Regions from separate parts of the Mus musculus genome. Here region 1 is linked to region 2. A link is a loop called in an ENCODE intact Hi-C map of the cell type or tissue named here. Cell type or tissue: left cerebral cortex. All regions are shown on one strand. Region 1 has its middle 17 kb from the start of Gm35576. Region 2 holds the start of Gm10510 (predicted gene 10510).

Region 1 (5,000 bases), 51 kb after region 2:
AAAAGAAATTATGCTGCGTTATGCCGTGGGGTGCGAGGCTAAGCACTGCACAGAGGATAGCTTGCTGTTGGCATCCTGTGGAAGGCATGTCTGATTGCATGAAGGTTCAGTGTCCTAGTTCCCTTCCCCCAGGAAAAACGACACGGGAGCTGGCCAAGACCTCTCTGGGTGATGAGCCTAAGGGATGGTTTTGTGTAGGGCCCCTATGCTTGCACACTGGGGATCAGACCTCTACCTTCACCCATGAGGCTTGCTTGCAGCAATTAAGATCTGGCCATAGGTTAATTAATATCCTGGCCTTTTGATGCACCTGCCACAAGCAAAACACAATCTCCCCAGGTGTGGCTTGGCATAATAGAGAGGTAGTCAGTGATAAGACTCCCTGGGCATGTCACCAACCTAAGACAGGGATCAAACCAATGCTGTTTGTCACCCAAGGACGGGTAAGGGGCATGGCTGCGGGGGGCTTTCTACAGACATTCTCTCTGCCAAAAAAGAAAAAAGGGGGAATTGTGGGGAGCGGGTGTGGCGGCAGTCCCAAAGGCGCCAGGGACTGCAGCTAAGTCATATGACTTGCACCTGACTTCCTCATATAAGACACAAACATCTTGAGTGCTGCGCAGGTGTACCAGGATACAGGTGAATCCAATTTGGTGGAGATTTGCCCCTGCTGCCCTGATTAGCTGAAGCTGCGTGCCTGGTGAGGTGGCGTGGCCTGCGGTTCGTGGATGAGAGAGAGTATAAAAGGAGTGAGAGGCCCAGGGTTCGAGAGAGATATAAAAACAAGGGAGATATAAAAACAAGGGAGATATAAAAACAAGGCGATATATAAACAAGGGAGATATATAAACAAGGGAGATATAAAAACAAGGGAGATATAAACAAGGGAGAGATATAGAGAAAGAAGAAACAGGACTGAATAAACGTGTGCAGAAGGATCCTGCTGTGGCGTCGTTCTTGCTGGCGAGTTGGGGGCGCGCTCGAGACCCATTGGTGAAGACAACCCTGTTCACATAGTGGGACTCCAGGGTAGAGCCACTGGTGAAGGGTGGATCAGCCTTGTCTCCCTGGGAACCACTCACAGACACTGTGAGAGGCTGGCCTGGGAATAGCCGAGGCAGACAAACGACTGTCTATCCTGTGTTATTTCTAGAAGAAGCAAGAACAAATTTTCAAGCACTTGACCTTTTATTAAAACACCATTTCCTTACAAAAGCAGTAATGTCTAAGAGGGGTATCAGAAGATGAACCAGGGTCATTTAGGGCCTTGCTGTGAAACACTGTTAACAAGGCAACAAGAGAATGACTTATACCTGATGTTCCCCCATCTATGTACATATTTCCAACCCTTTCACACATGATAGCAACTCATGGTTTTATTTTCCTGAGACATGGTTTCATATATGCCAAGCTAGCCTTAAACTGGCTATATATCCAAGCATGACCTTGAACTCATATCCCCCTTCTTCTCTCTCCTTCTGGAGTGCTGGGGTTACAGGTATGTGCCCCCTCCTCCAGTTTACGTGGTGTTGGGGTTCAAACCAGTTGTCTGTTCGCACACGTCAATCAAATATTCTTCCAGTCGGCCTGTAATTTGCTGTCAGTGCCATTCTGTGATGTTCGCTCATTCTCACACACCCTTCTGAGGATAGCTTGATCTTGTTGTGACCCCGAACTGCCAAAAAAAGTTTAAAATTTAAGACACATTGAGAATAAAGGGCAAACGTCTCTGAGTGGTACCTCAGATTTCCCCACATTTTATCCTTGGTGACTGCTTTCTTCCAGTTTCCTCCAAAGTTTCAACTGCCCATCCTAGCTCAGGTTTGCAATCTCTGTAATGAAGGATTTGGTTTTCCATCTTCACACAATTGTGTTCATTCGAAGGTGCTTTCCTTACAAACTCTCTTTCTCTTCCTGCTGACTGAGGAGTTTTACAGATGACACACACAACTCGGAAGCAGGAGAGGGGCTTTCATGGGTCCTGTCTGGGGGTAAGGCAGATCAGAGTCAGGTAGTATAGGCCTCCCACTGGGCCTTAACTGTGTAAGATGGGAGGAACACACATCCTAGAAATGCCCATATTTTCCTGGCTCTCTGGTTCACACAGCCTTTTTGGAAATGTTGCTTAGAGATTAGTCTTTTTCTTGGAATAGGAAAGACTGTGGGAGTAAACTTGGAGGCTTGGGTGTTTGCCTGAGTTGGAAACAACGTGTGTGAAACCCAGGGGTACAGTTAAGTACTTCAGTTTGTTCCCTGGAGATGCCTGTGGTCAGTCACTGTGTTAGAAAATTTTCTCATTGACTGGAGGAGACTAGGATGAAGCTCTGGGCAGTTTGCCTCCTAAGACTGTCCTAAGGGCTCTAGAGCAGACTGAAGCTTGCCAAGGTTCTCCTCTCTCAGTGAGAAGCAAAAGTCTGAGGCTGGGAGCCCTTCTCCTGCCTGCTGGAGTAGTGAGGGTGGGTTCCAACTTGTGACCAGTTTCTGAGGCACCATCTTCCCTGACCACCTGACTCTCAGTATGTACTGTCTTAGCCCCAGCCTCAGGGCCAAGACAAAGAAGGGCAGTTGGAGCCACAAGGAATCAAACTATGTCAGGAACAAACTGTGAAGTAGGCTGGTAGAGAATAGTAAGATACATAAAATCCAGCTTTGATACAGGTACACAGGGAGTCCCGGAGTCACAGAAATGGTGGCAGAAAGGATTAGATATGGTACCACTTTGCCGCATATTATCCAGAGCCTGTTAAGTTGTGGACCACATCCCACAGTCTTTACATATTCTTAAAATTTCAATCTCTTTAAAATATCCATCTCTTTTAAAATCCAAAGTCTTTTTTACAATTAAAAGTCTCTTAACTGTGGGCTCCACTAAAATAGTTTCTTCCTTCAAGAGGGAAAATATCAGGGTACAGTCACAATCAAAAGCAAAAATCAGTGTCCAGCCTTCCAATGTCTGGGATCCAACTCACAGTCTTCTGGGCTCCTCCAAGGGCTTGGGTCACTTCTCCAGCCATGCCCTTTGTAGCACACGCATCGTCCTCTAGGCTCCAGATGCCTGTACTCCACTGCTGCTGCTGCTCTTGGTGGTCATCTCATGGTACTGGCATCTCCAAAACACTGCATGACCCCTTCAGTCCTGGGCCTTCTATTGCAACTGTGGCTGCACCTTCACTGATGGCCTTCCATGGCCTCTCACAGTGCCGAGCCTCAGCTGCTCTTTGTGACCCCTTCATGCCTTCAAAACCAGTACCACCTGGGTGACCCTTACATATTACCAAGTCCCGCTGCAGCAGGAGTACAACCTTGGCTATCTCTGGAACACAGCCTTTTTGTGCTTTCAGAAAACACTTCCCAGAAGATGTCACCTCAATGATGTTGGTCTCTTCTTAATCACCGCTAATTTCTTAGCTCCAGCTAACCAGCATCAATAGTCCCAGTAATACAAAGGTTTTGCTTTAGTAGTTCTGGTATCTTGTTAATCACGGCTGATTCTTCAGCCCCAGCTAACCAGAACGACAGAATCTTCACAATCAAAACAGCAATGGCCCTGAAAATAGTCTTTAATTTTCCCTCTGAAATTTCACAAACCAGACCTCCATCTTCTGCACTGTTCTCAACATTATCTTCCAAGCTCCTACACAACATCTGACAGAGCTCTTAACAACGAATGGATCTTCAAGCCCAAAGTTCCAAAGTCCTTCCACAGTCAGTTAGGCTCTGTTCTGAATACAGTCCTGTGTGACTCCAATGAGTAGCCCTGAGCTCATGTCAAGGCTCCAGCGCTCTGGGTCTGGAGGATTTCTGGAGGACACTCCTGCCCTCACCGTGGGGCCTTCCAGGTCTCTAAGACCCAAAGCCTAGAGGCTGTGCTCTTGAAGCCTAGGACTAAGTAAGCGGGGGCCACCCTTATCTATTGCTCTGACCTTTGTCTTAACATTCTTGACCTCCCAGTTTAGTTTCTTCTGCATTACTGGAGAAGTAGATGCCCCTATGTGGTTGTTAGAATAAACCTGGTGACCATTGCTGCTGAATCTGTGCTCTAGCCTGAGAGAAGTCTGTTACACTTCCTACCTGTTAAGTCAGCAGATTACACCTATTAAGACAGGCAGGGTCATGACTTTATGGCTTCTAAAGGATTCTCACACACCCAGCCTTTCATTTCACGTTTCCTTTCTAGTGTCATACTGTGCAGGTGGGAGCCACACTCTGCGCCACTCTAGGACTGGCTGAAACATCTCAGTGAGATGTGCTCCCTTCCTAAGACCTTGATGGGCTGACACTGTGTCCTTGGTAGGAGCTCCTGTGTTGACAGCCCTGGGAGGGAAATGGCCACGTGCCTGGGTTTGGTAGGAGCTCTCCAGGGCCATCGGTTTGGTGCTCTGACAGTATTTCTGCTCTGCCACCTTTCATCTGGTGGCTGACCACGAGCTTGGGAGGCTTATCCTCCTATCTGGTGACACATCAGGAACCGACTTAGAGTTTACAGCAAGTGGGATTACTAAGCACTGAGGCATAAACACAGGATGTGGACGGATTTCCCAGCCCCTAGTTAGTCCTCACGGGGAGCACCTGGAGCCCAGCCAGGGTGCTCGGCAGGAAGGGTGTAGTTTGTACACGTAAACACGTGAAGGAGCATGCATGTGACCACTGTGGGTGTGCATAATCATATATGCATACATGCATCTGTGCATATGCATGCAGTGAGTGTGTCGCTGTGCATACGTTTTTGTCAGTAGGCACGTAGGGAGCGAGCCAGGCTTTGACCGGAATACAATCCTGTGAAACTCCAATGAGTAGCTTTGAGCTTATTCCTGAGGCTCCGGGGTTCTGAGTCTGGGGGTGATTTGTGGGGTTCCTTCCTGTCTTCACTATGGGGCCCTCCAGGTGTCTAAGACCCAAAGCTCTCCCGAGAATCTGTGCTCTTGAAGTCCAGGGCTAAGCTAGACCACCGTTATATATGTGTAAGGTCCTAGTCAGAGTTTGGGTCTGAATGGAGATGC
Region 2 (5,000 bases):
CTGTGGTGCTGAGGTCATGGCTGAGATTCATCTTATATAATTGGTCTTCTGTGATAGATTCCTTAGGCCCCTTATGACATCAATTAATTTAGGGGTTCTATTCCATTGTAGGCTAACCTCCATCAAAGGGAAGCCAGGCTGTGTGGGGAACGAATAGTCATTTTACCCAGAATGCTTCACTCTCATACTTGCCACTCTGTCTTTGCCATTTCCTAAATCATCTCTATAATTAATACCACAGTTTTGGTAGGCTAGTGTCACAATGCTCTCTTTCACAATGGAAGAGAACAGATGTCTGAGGTCTGATAGGCAGGATATGATTTCCGTGAGAGTGTCTGTTCTGTTCTCCTTGGGCCTCTGCAGATACGCAAGTCTTTTGTTCTCCTCAGTGTGTAGACACATCCCATCTCTCTGTCTTTCTTCTGCTTAATTACCTCAGTCTGTATTTAGAGCCCAGTCTAGTCCAACCTGATCTCCCCTCTACTCATGACTACAGCAAAAACTCTTCTCTGCTGAGGGTCATATGATAAGGCCTGAATGGACTCAAGTTTGAGAGGCCTTATCATCTACAGATGCTTCATAACCATCATCAACCGAGGCCTCACAAGTTCCTCTGTCCTAGGCTTTCCCTCAGGCACTGACTTCTGAGACCTCCATGTTTAAATACCCAGGCAAGTGGACGAAGGTATAGCAATGTTCTCCAGATAGACCCGTGCTAGCTGATGGTGTTCCTGTGACTTTCTACAGGCCAGACTGTATGAAAGAATGTTCTAGACTGGATGCCACGTGTGATAGGTACTGCAAAAAGTACAGGAAACTCCCCACATGTAGCAGATTGGTTCCATCAGCTCTGTAGACAGGTGCCATGGTCTGCTGAGCCTGCTTAGTCCAGGGAACTGTCCTAGAACCACAGGAGCTGCAGCCATGGCTGAAGATGGCCCTGGGCAATGGAGAAGCAACCATATGCCATCAGTCTAGAAAAGTCCATCTCGTAGCTTTCTCCACCCATAACTGACGAACAAATATTTAAATCCCTTTATCTGGAGACAAATAAAAAGAGTACGCCCCTGTAGTGAATGATTTAAGGTGATATTCTTGCCAGCTGTTGAGGGGACATGGGAAGGGAAAAAATGAAAGCTAGTGACATCTGGTTGGCGTTGACTTTTTTGAGAGAAGTGATTCTCCTGGTAAGGAGGCTGGTAAGCCGCATTGGGTCTCTGGCCTCTTCATCTTAGGCCTCCAATCTTTGACTTCTTTGAAAAGCAAAAAGGAAAGTTAATGCTTATCTCACACAACTAGGCCTAAACTACAGTCATCATGAGTGAGTGGGGGCCAACTCAGATCATATGGTGAGCAATCTGTTGCATTCTGACTCTCTTCTACTTTCTCAGGCTCCAGGAATCAGAGCTCCACCTCTGCATCCCCTTCTCAGCCCACTCAATGCTTCTCCTCTCAGCCTATATTCTAGAGCAGTGACACTCACCCTTCCTGGCTCTGAGACCTGTAGCTACTTGTATTCTACTGCTAACTTGTGTCCCCTCCCCACCCCGTTCCCCCCCTCCCCCAAAAAAATCTGTTTGCACAAGAGGATCTGTATGTAGCTCCTGGAAACCTGCTGCCCACTTGATTCTGATTGGTAAATAAAGATGCCAACAGCCAGTAGCTGGGGAGGACAGACACAGACAGGATTTTAGGTTTTCCCGGGAGCGGGCGGGGGTGGGGGGTGGGAGTCGGGGAGAGTAGGTAGGAGGATAAGGAGGAGATCTTCCGTGCTGTGAAAGTGTGGAGGAAAAGAGCATTCTTAGATGGAAATAAATTTGTAAGAAAGTTTACGTCCTAGGCCAGCAGTTCTCAAACTTCCTGATTCTGTGACCCTTTAACACAGTTTCTCATGTTGTGTTGACCCTCACCCATAAAATTATTTCACTGCTACTTCATAACTATAATTTTGCTACTGTTATGAATCATATTATAAATACCTGACATGCAGGATATCTGATATGCAAACCCTGTGAAAGGAATAGAGACCCACATGTTGAAAACCACTATCCTAGGCATGTGTATCCTTTTTGCTTCACTTCCACTCTGAGTGGTTTCATCTGTGCCCGAGTGAGTAGGCGTGTCTGTGGCAGAGAGGGCTATGAGCTGTTTGAAGGCAGGAGCCATGCATCAATGACCTGCAGTAGCTACGTTGCTTTGCTCTTGTGAGAGGGCTGTGGTGTTGCAAGAGGCAGCATTATCACAGGCTGGAAACAGAGCATAGACTCTCCCTGTGTTCGTCCACCTTCTCAGTTTTGCAGGCGTCAGATGAGGGTGGAGCCATGTGCTCGGAGTGTCTCAGCTCATCCCCAAGATAGGTCTATGTGTGGCAGCAGTAAACCAAAAAAAGAACTTCTATTTTCATGTGCTCATTTATTGGCATGAAGGTTTATTTTTTCCCCATGTCTTTTGTGCTGATGACAGCCCTGGGGAGGCCCCAAAGTGTCATGTGCCCTGGGCCGACAGGAACAGCTGGCTGTATGGAGACAGAACCTCAGTTTCCAGGGAGTTTAGTCACTCCAGAAACCCACAGCTGCTATCTGAAGCTAGCACTGCTGCACTTTGAGGCTAACCCGAGGAAAACTCACCGTCACCAGTGAGCTCCTGACTAGGTGCTGGTCATATCCTGCGTGTGATTTTTATATGAAGTGGAATGGAGAGGAAGGACTAAACGGACAAGAAGCAGAATGAACGTGAACATCTGTAATCCCACCACTTTGGAGACGGAGGAGGGAAGATCAGTAACTTTTCACTTTCCACTACATAGTGAGTTTGAAGACAACTTGGGCTATGCGAGAATCTGCTCTAAAGAGATGAGACAGAAATTAAGGCTGAAAGGTGGGGGCTGGAGAGATGGCTCAGCAGTTAAATGCACTTGGTATTACAGCAGAGGTTCTAGGTTCAATTATAGTAACTATATGGTTGACAATAACCTATAACTCCAGTTCCAGGGGATCTGACCCCATCTTAGTAACCTCCTTGAGAATCAGGCATACATTTGGAGTGCATACATATAGGCAAGCAAAACACTCATACACATACAATAAAGTGATTTTAAAAATGTCAAGAAGTGAGCCTGTTTCTTCTTTCTCGTCTTGTGTCCTTGAGCACAGAGCTTTGGTAAATAGAGTCAGCGGTTTGAAAATGTCTATATGTCACAATTATAGCTTCCCAGTATGCTTATGACCCCACAGCCCAAGATGTTCATGTGACAGTCAAGTCTCAGGTGTCATCAGGTATACTAGAGAATGATTGCCTACCTGCCACCACAGGTTATCACTGAGGCCTCGTCCCCGTTAAGCTGGGGCCTGCATTTTGCCTGGCCTTAGTGTCTGGTGTATACTATCTGAGAAGCTTATCTGGACCAGCTAAGATGTTACTCAATGGAGTCTGAGCAGTTGTGGGTTAGCTGTTATTTAGCATGGAGGGAGAATGTACCTCCTCTCTGGAGGCTTAGCCAATCACAAGCTGCCTGCTCTCTGTTAGTCTCTTCTCTTACTCACCATGACCTAATGCTCATGGTGCACCATTGTCTCAGTCCCACAAACGAAAGTGTGGAGTGGCACAGAAAGAGTTCTAACCAAATAATATCGTTGGACAGGTGAAGGCAGGGAAACAGGAAGGGATGCGCTAAGTAGTGACTGCTCTCTGTCTAAATTGTCTTCTCCTAGTCATTTCACAGAAGTACTCTTGAGGATAGCTGCAGTCAAGAGTCTGCCCACAGCAAACAGGAGATGGACAACAGCTTTAATAGCCTCTGGTACTGACGAAAGGGTTCCCTGCCGACAATGGTGTTGAGGAGTCTGTTCCTGGCTTATTCTTCTAGGTAAGTGCCCAGAACTCACAGACCTTAATGTCCTGTTAGAAACAGAAACGTTTGTCAGCACTAAGGTCCAGCACATGCCATCTGCTTGACAGAAGGAGGATCATTAAGATAAAATGAGAATGCACATTTTTGTTTGTGGTAGAATTTAAGAGGACCATGCTCCTATCGGGCCAGTTGCTCATTTAGCTGCACAAAGCACTTTTCATCTCTACTGTATGAATGGGTAGCTCCAAGAGAGATGTCAGCCTACATCGAATGGTTCATTATAGAAAAATGAGATGCAGAGGTGTCATCGCAGAGATGCAGAGGTGTTGACACCTCTTTGAGGAAGGGGGAGGGGGGAGAGAGAAGAGAATGAAAATGAGAAATGAGATGGCAAACCAGATAGTAAAAGTGCTAATGACTCTTGCCCCAGGCCAGTGTCCTCCACTGCTGCTGCTGGCTGATCTGATGTACTAATTCATCTCCTATCCTGAAATTATGGATAACTCCCTGCTTCTGACCTGTGTGTGTGTCGCATGAGTTTGGGCTCTGGGCCTCCACCCTCCACAGCTGGGTCTCCTCTCAAGATCTCAGTCTTCTTTGTGAGTGCCATGTTTCTTCAGGCTCTCTCTTGAGTCTGTTTTAGAACATTCACATCCTTTGAGTGGTTTCTTTGGGAGAAGCACAAGAAGATGTCCCCCGGGGCTCAGGGTTTTCACAAACTCTAGTTCAAAACCTACCAGAACACTGGCCTTGCTAGTCTGTGGTGTTCTCGGAAGGAGGTTAAGTCAGTGAATGAAGAAGAGTCCTTGGTGGCCCATATGACCTCAGCAGACGGATCCTGAGTCCTGCACGGCTCTCCTGAGTTGCTCACCTTGGCTTGCCTGCTTCCTTGGCTGACCTCTACACACTGGCTGGGTGGGTCCAGATAATACCAACAGTTTTGTTCCACAAACTGTATTTCTCAAGATGTAGCCCTAAGGAACTGTGATTTATCCTCCATGTCTGCTTCTTCAGGAAGCCTCTACCCATTAGCAGTGTGGGGTTAATTTTCCTCCAGCCAGGCTGTAGTGCGCATGTCTGCATCTTTCCCATAAATGAGTGACTTTCTATCTCTTTCCTGCATTTAGAACAGTTCTTGACCATACAGGGA

What was found. A loop is a pair of places that touch in the nucleus more often than their neighbours do. Peaks named below come from ENCODE experiments on the same cell type or tissue, not always from the same donor. Only the 100,000 strongest peaks of a DNase experiment are listed, where the experiment ranks them.
Region 1: it touches region 2 in a loop (4-fold over the local background); 1 of 42 quality-filtered maps calls a loop at or near these places.

What each region holds. Positions count from the first base shown.
Region 1 is chr17:15,299,466-15,304,465 of GRCm38, reverse strand. No RefSeq gene overlaps it. Among named protein-coding and RNA genes, the nearest start is that of Gm35576, 17 kb to the right of the region's middle. In left cerebral cortex, no CTCF peak of the experiment used is centred here; a DNase peak (open chromatin) is centred at 2,159.
Region 2 is chr17:15,350,569-15,355,568 of GRCm38, reverse strand. It overlaps Gm10510 (predicted gene 10510), which reads left to right and starts at 1,108. Exons shown (of 3, transcript NR_033511.1): 1 at 1,108-1,199; 2 at 3,711-3,865; 3 at 4,281-4,756. In left cerebral cortex, no CTCF peak of the experiment used is centred here; DNase peaks (open chromatin) are centred at 1,358, 2,344 and 2,780.